Regions from separate parts of the Homo sapiens genome. Here region 2 is linked to region 1. Evidence: chromatin loops called from intact Hi-C (ENCODE). Cell type or tissue: dorsolateral prefrontal cortex. All regions are shown on one strand. Links, peaks and the distances in the headings refer to the core of each region. The heading gives the core; the rest is flanking DNA. Region 1 overlaps PTPRD (protein tyrosine phosphatase receptor type D). Region 2 overlaps PTPRD (protein tyrosine phosphatase receptor type D).

What was found. Hi-C counts contacts between places; a loop is a spot of excess contacts. Peaks named below come from ENCODE experiments on the same cell type or tissue, not always from the same donor. Only the 100,000 strongest peaks of a DNase experiment are listed, where the experiment ranks them.
Region 2: a loop joins it to region 1, with 2.6 times the contacts of the local background. A loop is called at or near these places in 6 of 110 quality-filtered maps.

What each region holds. Positions count from the first base shown.
Region 1 is chr9:8,681,783-8,687,169 of GRCh38, reverse strand. The region is part of intron 12 of PTPRD (protein tyrosine phosphatase receptor type D); the gene reads left to right. Among named protein-coding and RNA genes, the nearest start is that of PTPRD-AS1, 170 kb to the left of the region's middle. In dorsolateral prefrontal cortex, for the core only: no CTCF peak of the experiment used is centred there; no DNase peak of the experiment used is centred there; H3K27ac peaks cover 4,010 bases.
Region 2 is chr9:8,842,202-8,847,588 of GRCh38, reverse strand. All of the region lies in intron 11 of PTPRD (protein tyrosine phosphatase receptor type D), which reads left to right. Among named protein-coding and RNA genes, the nearest start is that of PTPRD-AS1, 13 kb to the left of the region's middle. In dorsolateral prefrontal cortex, for the core only: no CTCF peak of the experiment used is centred there; a DNase peak (open chromatin) is centred at 2,028; H3K4me3 peaks cover 2,381 bases; H3K27ac peaks cover 5,000 bases.

The DNA.
Region 1 (5,387 bases), core at 150-5,149:
GACTGAATTTGATTTAGCAAACAATATATGTGGAATATTTTTTAGGAGAGTCTAGTGTTTGCTGCATTCAGAATGTATCCAGCATTTTCTTGGCTCTTTGGAATGGTATGAAAGGTCTCCCAGGATAATTTTAATTGATTTTTCTTTCAATCATGAGAGTGAAAAGCAATGTTACACAGGCTCTTCTCCCCCGGGGGAAATACCATATCTTACACATTAGCTTCATAGAGAAGTTAAAGTGTTTTAAAAGTTTGGTCTGGTTGATCTACTTTTGTTTGGTTCTCTTACTTGAGAGAATATAAAATTAAACTTCTGATAGCTAGCTTTCAACTTTTAACCCATGCCTTAGAGAGTTAGCTTTAAATGCGTCAAAACTTATTTTGGCTTCCTTTTTATTATGTAGTTTCAGTGACTCATGGATAATATTTTACCATTTCCTCATTTTGGTATTTGGTAACCTTCTACTTGGATGGTGGCTTGGTAGAGCCAAGTTTCTGGACCTCTTAGTCAAAATAACTCTGGTTCCGATCCTAGCTTTGCCAGTTGCAACTATGTGAACATGGACACATTTTTGGCTTGTTTGACCCCCCTTCACTTATTTCTAAAATGGAGCTATTACCTACTTTATGAAATTGTTGTGACAATGTATATTATTATATCTGAAATGTAGGAGGTGTTCATTAACCTATTTGGATCACTTCTGGTGAGAATTAGAACATGTGTTAATTCTTCGTGACATGGCTCTGTGTTGTGGACCTAAACATGGAGAATTTTCACTCTGTGCCTACATTCACAAATGCAACATGTGGGTTTGTATATACATATGTTGTACATGAACTCAGATTCCAAGTTAGCTGTGTTCAAATCTGAATTCTCCCCTGCATAACTTTATACTTGGCCAATTTTGCCTCCAAATTAATTGGTCACTGAATATTTTAAGTTTTTAATATGAAAACAACATGATGTCTTAAAGGTGGCAGTGAAGCAGACAAACTTTATTTTTTACTAAAGATGAAATTGAGTCATATTGTACGCTGTGCACTGAACTTGATAAAGAAGTTCAAGGGTTATAGATGTTTTGATAGTTTCTGCTTGCTTTCAGAGGACTGTTGACTCCCTTAGGAGAGTCCCTTAGCATTCAGATGAGAACACTTGTCTTTGAACATCTCCCCAAGAGCCAGACTGGACAGATGTTTCTCAAAATGAGCCGCTGAAAGCAGCTGAAACTAGAATTTCAAAGAAAACTGTCCAATCTGGCTTGAGTCTTTTATTTTTAAAGACATAATAAAGAGGAGCCTAGTGCTCGTTTGGCATTTTATTTTTATTTATTTATTTTTAACAAAAAGCACTGTATGTAAAGGTACTGCTTTGGGAAAGATTTCAGTCGGAAAATGAAAATGTGATTAGATTTGGTTTATTAATATCGGCCTGTACCTCTTCTGTGGCTGTGCTGTTGCTTGACATTCTTGAACACCTTTGATTCTGTATATTTCTCTATGGTGTTAGTTTGGTACACTATTTATTCAAGTCCACTGTTCAGTCAGTTTTAAAACAGGCCATTTATGGTAAAAAATCAGCCCAACCAGTTGATGGACATTATATAAAACCAAAGTATTGGCTGGTTTCCAACTGTTCCTGATGTGTTTGTTGCCTTGATATAGTTACATCACACCCAGTCTGTTTTACATGCAGCGTTTGCCCACAGGAGTTCTTCTGAAACTCCAACAAAATGGAAACATTGTGGCTGTGTATATTTTAAGCTCTCGTCTGTTGGTTTTGTTCCTGGAACCTTCAAAAATGATTTTTTTTTCCCCAAAATTCTGACAGTATTTGTAAAGAAAGAGTATTGCTCCATTGGGCCTTGCTTTGTCTCTACTCTCACGCCAAATATAATGTACCTTTTTTTTTTTTCTGCTTTCTACATTTATGCACTTCTTTGTAGAGGCCTTTTTGTTTCCTTTGAAAGATGGTTCCTTTCATCTTTTGCCTTTGTTTTCATTCACTGCCAAAGAAAAGCTTTCTCCTAAAGGCTCCAGAATATAAGGATGTCTTTTTATGAGCTCTGTCCATTGGAATAACAATGTAATGCTGTTGCCCTTGAAAAATATCAGGACAGAAGGGCATCTTGACATCCAGCCCCGGATGCAAACACAGCCCATCCCCAGAAGAGCATCTTTACAGGTGCAGAAATTCACTCAAAGCAATTTACTCGGACTGGGGAAAGCTGATCACTGTTTTTTCTCTCTCTAGGATTGTGAAGTTTGTGAATATTGTTTGAGCACATGCATATTAATCATATGCCCACAGAGAGCAGTAAAATCCTTTGAATGAAAATATTCATTGGGAAGTAAATGAATATAATTATAATTCGTAGAAGCACTTTTGTCAAAGTGCAATCTGTAACCCTTAAAATCAAAACACAGCAGGCACCCTTAATATTGTTCTAAATAGGTGTCTTCTTGTAAATAGTTTCCTGTTAATCAATCTTAACATAGCTCCCTCATTCTTTTATTATTTTTCAACATATATAGAAATTACTATAATTTGTGTATTAGTCTGTAAATGATAGGATTCAGTGTAGGTTAGTTGGAAAGGAAGAAATGAGTGAGGCTAGTTTTACTGAGCCCAGTACTATAACTGAGACCTTAGTCACATGATTTCCTCTGCAGTGTGAACTTGTAGGGGAAAGAAAGAGGGATATCATTGAAGGAAAGAGGAGTATCATGGGGTTTGCAGTCAGAGGGACTTGGGTTCCAATCTTGGTTCACTTGTCAGCTGTGTGACATTGAGCACCTTATTAGCTTCTCCCAGCCCAGTATTGCTCATTTGTAAAATAGAGATGGCTTACAAAATCATTGTGAGGAGAAGTGATGATATACAAAATATAGTTCTTGGGACATAATACTTGTTTTTATTTTGCAGAGAATTGGGTTTGCTGGCAATCACATTGGGAGTGTTTCAGCTTCTGTATGTGTATAATACATGACACAAAACGTTGGTAGCTTATAAAAAGACATCTGTTACTATCACAGATTTCTATAGGTTAGTAATTCAGATAGGGCGCAGCAGAGATGACTTTTCGCTGCTCCACCATATCTTAGCTGCAATGAGAAGACTCTAAGGAGGGGTGGGTAGCTGGAGTCTTCTGACCTTACCTACTCACAAGCCCACTGGTTGATGTTGGGACCTCTTGAACATTCGCTGCTGGTACAGTTAGGACTCCTCAGACACCTCCCTTTCTGTCTGTATTTGGTCTCCTGATGAGTTCTCTCTAGCATGGCAGCTTCGGAGTAGTTGGAACCCTTACGTCTTAGCCCAGGACTCCTGGTTCTGGTCGGGGAAGAAAAGGGAAGAAGGCAGAATGAAGACTGCCAGAAGGAGAGTCGGCAGAAGCCGTGTCTCCTTGCGACTTAGCTGGGAACTCACATAGCATCACTTCCAGCATACTCTATGGCCAGTGCTGTCACAACCCTGTGCCCAGATTCAAATGGAGGGAATAGACTCCCCACTGCTAGTGGAAGGAGACCTTATGGCGTGAGATATGTGCATCTTTGGAAAATATGACCTGCCATAGGACTGGCAAGAAGGACTTTTAAATTTTATTTCTTCCTCCTTTTCCTTGATGACATATAGAGGAGGTGGGTTCTGAGAGTCAGGTTGGAGCTGAATTGGAGGCTTATTAAAACCAGCCTGAAAAAAGTGAACTGTTTGCAAACAACTGATGTCCTCTGTAATTTCCTTTTCTCTCTCTCTCACTTATGTATACACTTTTTTTTTTTTTTTTGAGAAAGGAGTGTCTCCATGAAAGAGAGAGGCTTATCCAAGTTATGAATTAACATTTTTCAAAGAAGCTTAACTTTTAGGGTCTTATATTCTCCCTATGTTTTCATAAATTTTGCTTTCAAACCTGACAGTCAAATCATGAATGCAAAGTCAGATTTGAAGAGAATTCCTTCAGAGAGACACCACAGCACATGCAGAAAATACAGCTTTGTGTGTGGCACTCAAAAGTGGTATGCCTTCTTAAGCCAGATCCACCTTTTCTTCCAAGCCTGCTGCTCTTTTTTTATATTCCTCTTACAAAAGTTAAGATGTGGAAAATCATGTGGACCTATTAAGGCAGTGATTAAGGTAACTGTTGGAGTTATTGTTAAAACTCATCTCTCTAGAACCCAGGTTTAAAAGCCTTTAGACACTTTTTTTGGGAAACCTGCAAGTCATAGTCTTGAATGCTTGAAACAAATACTGAAAACAAAATAGCAACAGCAGAAACTCGCTTACAAAAAAATAAACAACAACTCAGAAAGGAACAGCAAAAACCTATGATAGGCCTACATTAGAAGAGCTAAAATAGTGAATATCTGTTTTATACACTTAACTGAGTGGGAAGAAAACATGTAATTAGTATTACTAAATCTTTGATATTTAATGAAAATATACTCAGACCTCCCCCATTTCAGCCTCCTTAATTTTCCTTAAATGTGATGTTCTGTTCAATGTTTTAAGAAAGAGCTTTGTACATCACCTGCTACACTAGGATAACATTTTGGCTTAACTGCTAACAACAAATTGCCATAGGCATAAATTAAGGGAAAAAAGGGTGTTAATTATTTTTAAATGTTTTTTATAATTTCATATAGTTTTCTTTTTAATTGCAAAAATGTATATGTTGTGTACCACAGGGGTTTTTAATTTATTTCTTATTGACATAGTACATATTTTGGGGGTACGTGTGATATTGGTGTAATTTGGATATGTATCCCCCCAAACATTTATGTTTTCTTTGAAAGGTGTTAATTATTTAAAGCCCAAGTTCAGGCTTCCTCCCTGGGAACTCCTGTTGTTAGTTTTTGTTTGTCATGCTAAGAATGGGTATATCCCGGTAGGAGTCGAAGTCTCATTGAAGAGGTTTAATAAATAAATTTACATTCTTATTTAGACTTCTCTCGTGCAAAAACACTATTTGTTGTTTACCTAATGCATAATGCATTTTTATTATGTTTTGATGAGTCACATACATTCTGCACATTGTGTGGTTAGCTTGTACTGAATGACAAAGGTGTCTATATCGCTATTTTGCTGTCTCATTGAATTTTTTACGTACATATGTTCATAAATGTGGGCTATGAAGTGATTTTTCATATTTAAGGGTTTAAAAAAAATCCTTGCATGTTTTGTGGGAAATGTTTGTAGAACTTTTTGGAGATTTCCATTGTCTTCTCCTACCGTAGTCGGTTGTTCAGCACCTTTTAGAGCTGAAGTAATGTACTGGTTTCCAAGAATGTAATAATGAAAACAGTAGATATTATGTATTTTAAGTGGGGAAGGGCAATCACTGAATTCTTATTGCTGTAGTTGCTTTTTATATTAAGTAGTTTGCTAGAAAC
Region 2 (5,387 bases), core at 151-5,150, 160 kb before region 1:
AGACATGATACATAAAATAAAGTTACATGGAAAATTACTCGGTCTTTTATGGCTTTCATGATATCTGAACAATTAAGTCTTCTTTGCCCAGGTTTCTAAAATGCTTCTCACATGCATACACTGGCCTATTTAGCCATATGTTTTTCTACCAGTTAATCTATAAACATAACTTCCTAGAAGCATGAAGCAGGGTGTACTTTTTTAGGTAATATGTAGCAAGGGTTTTTTTTATAGTTAGGTTATCAATACACATTTTAAAATAATACTTATAAATTAAGAATGATAAGTTTAATAAATACTGTTATGTATATTCAGTTACTGATTTAAGAAAGGACTGCTTATGTTTATTTTAATCCGACTTTTACTATTTAACAGACTCGACCTGAATTTGATTTATATGTACCAAAAAAAAAATATTTTAGGAAAATATTAATTTCAATTTTGAATTTTATCATTCAAAATCTGTTTTCTCTCAGTTACACTTGTATTATATCGAGGATACCAAAATAGATACTAACTTCCTTTCCACCAAATTATTCACTGTCTTTTCATGTTATTAGGTATCATCTGTTGAAAGGCCCCCATCTTCTCATGCTTGGGGTGCAGTCTCCTTGTGTTTGGTTTTGACCTCACCGTAGTTGCTTCTGTGCTCTGCAGCCAGCATGATCTTTAAGAAACTCAAATCTGATCACGTCATTCCTTGCTTTCAAATATTTCAGTGGCTCCCTGTTTCTGTCTGTAAAAAGCATGAAATATTCCTTACCAAAAGGCACCTGGCCTTTGATGTCCTTTCCTCTGCTTTGTCTCTTGCCACCTTGCCATACTCATATTCATTTTCTCTTCCCCACTCCTTCCATCCCTAACACACACACACTTGAGCCATACTAAAGTATTTGCTGTTTCCCAGATGTACCACATTGACTCTTTCTACTGTAATTTTGAGCATGCTCTCTCTCTTCCATTTGGAATGTCCCCAACCCTTCCATTTTTGCCTGATTTTTTTCTTCCTTCAGGGCATAGCTTAGCTGACAACTCTTCCTAGAAAATTTCCCTCCTCCCAAGTCTGGGTACCTTTCTCTGGGCACTAAAAGAATACCGAATAAATTCTACATATAGTGTCTATCATAATGCATTGTAATTGCTTATTTTTACTCTGTTTTATTAGGAGTACCTGGAAGCCAATGTCCATGTCTTATTCCCAGTGACATCTCCAGCTCCTACTACATGGCCTGGCTCGGTGCAATAGTAATATTGGGATGTTATCGTTGAGTATTCTGTAAACAAATTAGTGTGCCCAGAAAACTCAGAGGTGAATTAGTTCACGGCCCAAATCTTACAACCCATCTGTTTAGGTTCTACAGTTTACGATGGTATTGTCTATTGCTCCTCTGTAATTAATTTTAATTTTATATTATTTTGAGTGAAGTTTCATTTACCTAGTTCCTTACCAAACCAGGACAAAGCCAAATCTCAGTAGAGTGTGTGTATCTACTCATATGCCACTAGACAAGACAAATCTGCCTTTACATCTGGCTGTGGTAGCAATTCCCAGATGCACTTAATTCTGACACATGGCCATTATTGAACCAAAAGCAATTGCCTGGCATGATTATAGTTCTTATTTGTTTTCGTTTTAAGGGGCCTCATCCAGGCTGCCAAATGTACAACAGGTGCCTTGGTTTTATACTTGCCAATCTGTTGTTATTCAAATGACCGCCCTAACAGAGACTAATGGTATCTAATAAAATTGATCTCGGTTCTGGCAAGCCAGACTCACAAGAGCAAGAGCCGTAGGAACTGCAGTGGGAAAATATGCTGGTGGTAAATGTGCCTGGTGAAGCACACACTTTTTTTGGGGGAAAGTGACGTATGTCTCACACATGGGCCTCTTGTTTATGTTGAGCTGTGGACATTTTCTGAAACCCAGTGTTACTTAGACACTAGGATTTGCAGTATCTAATCTTGTTTTTGATGTACTTGCTGGGTGGCATGGGACAGGATTGGCTGTGCCAGCTTATCAGTGAATGGCTGTGCCATGCCTGTAAGGCACAGCCAGGCTGTCTTTCATGCCAAACAGCTGGCATATTTGATGGCTTGTATTTCCTATTGTTAGAAATTTGCCTCACTGATTTCACAGGGCCTTGTAAAGTCTTGAATATCGCCAGAGCTAGCCAGGAGAGGAGTATGTCAGGTTGCAACCAAGAGCTAATATTTAAATACTGTATTCAAATGACATGTACGATTTGGCGACTTTTTTTCTTTATAGGACACTGACTGAAGGAAAGCTTTGCCATCAAAGGAGATAACCTCTTGACAACTGGCCTTGCAAACTTTTTCAAAAGTATAAGTGGTGTTAACTGTTAGGACCAGGTCTCAGAGGAACACAGAATTGTGTGTTTTTTTTTGTTTTTGTTTTTTTTTCCTGCAAGGATTTTAGAGACCTCATTTTATTCACTCACTCACTTGTGTTCCCATTTATACATCCATTCTTTAAAGCACCAGACATTAAACTATGCTAAATGCAAAGTACTGTGGGAATATAAGGCTGAGTAAAGCACTATTATACTTGTCAGTGCAAGTATAATTTGCACTGACAAATTTTAGAGATCTGGATTTTTAAGATTTTAGAAAACTTGTGCCGGTAATGTCCATTTTTAATTGGAGAGCTTTATGTTGTCATGTGGAAAAAAGCTACTCAAATTCCACCATGATAGTAGAGCTTACTGGTTTCATTAAATAATAACACCAACTACCAAAGTAGGAGATGGGGGTTAGAGCCTTAGCTGCCTAGCCACACTTCACTTTGCTCCACAGTTAATTGAGCTCATGTAATTTCCTGTGACCTAGCATATAGAATAGCTCTTAGCTTGGGATTTGGCTATTATTGGACCATCTTTTTGTATTATTTATACCCATCTTCCTTGAAAAAGGATTTGTGGCAGCTATTAAATCATATGCTTCATTATCCTTAATAAATCACCTTGGTAGAGCAGACAATGGATTATTGTACAGATGGTTAGTTTCTATGAGAAATTTTTTAAAATATGCATAATCTTGGCCTCATTTTGAGTGATATTTTATTTCAAGGCTTTTAAAAATGATAGAAACCTTTAAAAAGTATACCAAACTGCTCAGTGACTATTGTTCATATTAAATAAAAAATATGCTTAGTAAAAGGAATGTAAATGTGATTAACAATTTTTTAAAATATATTAAGAGGCCTGTTACCTTTTCTGATTGTGAAAATCTTTCAAAATAATCTTTTCATTATACAGAAGGAAAGACACACCATGGATGTGGTAGGGCTTTACAGTAATAATGTTCTTTGCAACTAGTGTTGAGAGAAATAATGATGTAAGCAAATCCATAGATAAAAGATTGTATCCACAAGCCTATATGAACATGGTATTATGTATAATGTAGATAAAGGGGAAATAAATGACCTTTTAGATGTTTTAAGCATAAAACTCTTCTTTTGGAATATTTAGGTACTAGAGTGACAGATTACATTATGTTTCCATACGTCTGGATGAGAGAGAACCAAACACATTTCTGCTTGTAAAATGTGCCATGCTGGCTTCTTCATCATGGGTGATGACCATTTTTCAGATACCAATTAGAAATTTTCAAAAGGTGCTGGAAAGGACCTGAGAGTAAACCTCATGTTGTTTTGCTGAGGAACCTAAGATCCCAAAAATTGAAGAGGCTTTCTTACTCCAGCTGACCTCTCCATCTTGGTCTTTGGAACCTAAGGCCAGTCCTTTCTGGGCTTGACACTGTCTTTGTTACACTGCAGAAATGGGGTCCTTGCCAACCCTTTGCTTGCTCTTTGAGGGAGGAAGATCCCATAGTAGACAGTATCTGCCTTGATGAGGATTCTAGTGACATTTCTCATCAAAACTCAGGAGATGAGAACGGGAGGCAGATCTTTTTTATCCCAGTATTCCAACTTAAGAAACCCATTGTCCTTTTTACTTAATTAAAATTAAATGTAATTAAAACCACATTCATGCTAGCTACATTTGAAGTGGTTAATAACCACATGTAGCTAGTGGCCATGATATAGAACCAGCACCGACATAGAACGTTTCCCGTGTTGCACTAAGTTGTATTAGACAGCCCTAGTCTACCAGATCATTCTGAAACATCATTTGATCTTTTCAAGGTTACAGATGTAATAAAATCAAGGTGTACAGCATTTATGTAGTTAGAATACTCGTTGACTCTAGCAGGAAAGATGTAAGTGAAAGATACTGTGTTTCAAAAATACCTTCTCAAGGAAAGTGAATTGATAACAGATTCTGTGCATTTTGCCTAATGACAGACAAACTCTTTGATTTTGTACCAGCCCGATGTGAAGTACACTTCCATGGAAATCAAATAAAGGAACAAATATAGTACTATCAGTTCCACCTTTCCTCTCAGATTTCCCAGGGAGTCTTTTCTGTTGCTTTCCAAGTGATTTTTGTCTTCAGCCATTGTGACTGCATAGCTGTATGGGAGGAATTAAGGAGTGGCAATATAGTTGGAAGAGGGGGCTCAGTAGGGTGATTATGTAATTTAACATCTAAATAGGATGCTGTGAGAGTGAATGGGGATGTTCTTAATGGGTCAACAGGTGTAGACTGGGCTGTCCAAAGCAGATAGATCTGTCTTAAAGCTCCATGTGCAGCGCAGAGCAAGTGTGTCTTTGTTAGGATGGCCGACGGAGCAGGAGGGAGATGTGAAGGGTATCCTGGGGATGTGAAACACCGTCAAAGTCTCCCCTTGGCATCTTTCCTCCTGCTCTTTTGCTTTATTATAGTGCGTTTGAATTTTGTCACAGATCAGGCCAATCCAATGTCACATGTAATTAATGCTGACAAGCACATCTCAGAACAACCTGCTAGAAGTCACTGAAAGAAATCTAGGGCCAGATGAGTGACTTCCAGACTCCACCCCTGACAGTTTGGTGGGAATGAGAGACAGAGTAGTAGAGACAGTACTGAGCCTAACACTTTAACCCCCTACCTCTCCACAGTCTCCCTACCACTAGGTGAGAGTTAAGTATAAGGTTTCTAGAGAGATGTAATGGAACAGCCATATCAAATACAAACCAAAGGTAGTTCTACTAATGTACTAATGTACTGCTCTAATACAGTTGTAAAGGGATACTGATGTTACCCTTGTATACCCTAACTTTTATTCATCTATTTCAAAGCCATAAAAGTAATATAATCTCATTATAAGATATTTAGAAACAGAAAAAAAATATGTTGCTGATAATCCTTTTGCTCATAATCCTTTTATCTGAAAACATAGTCGCCCTTTCTCCTACCTGGTCTCTCATTTGGTCACAGAACTTGAGAAAATTGTTTCCAAATGCCTTTCTCTTTTTCTTTCACATT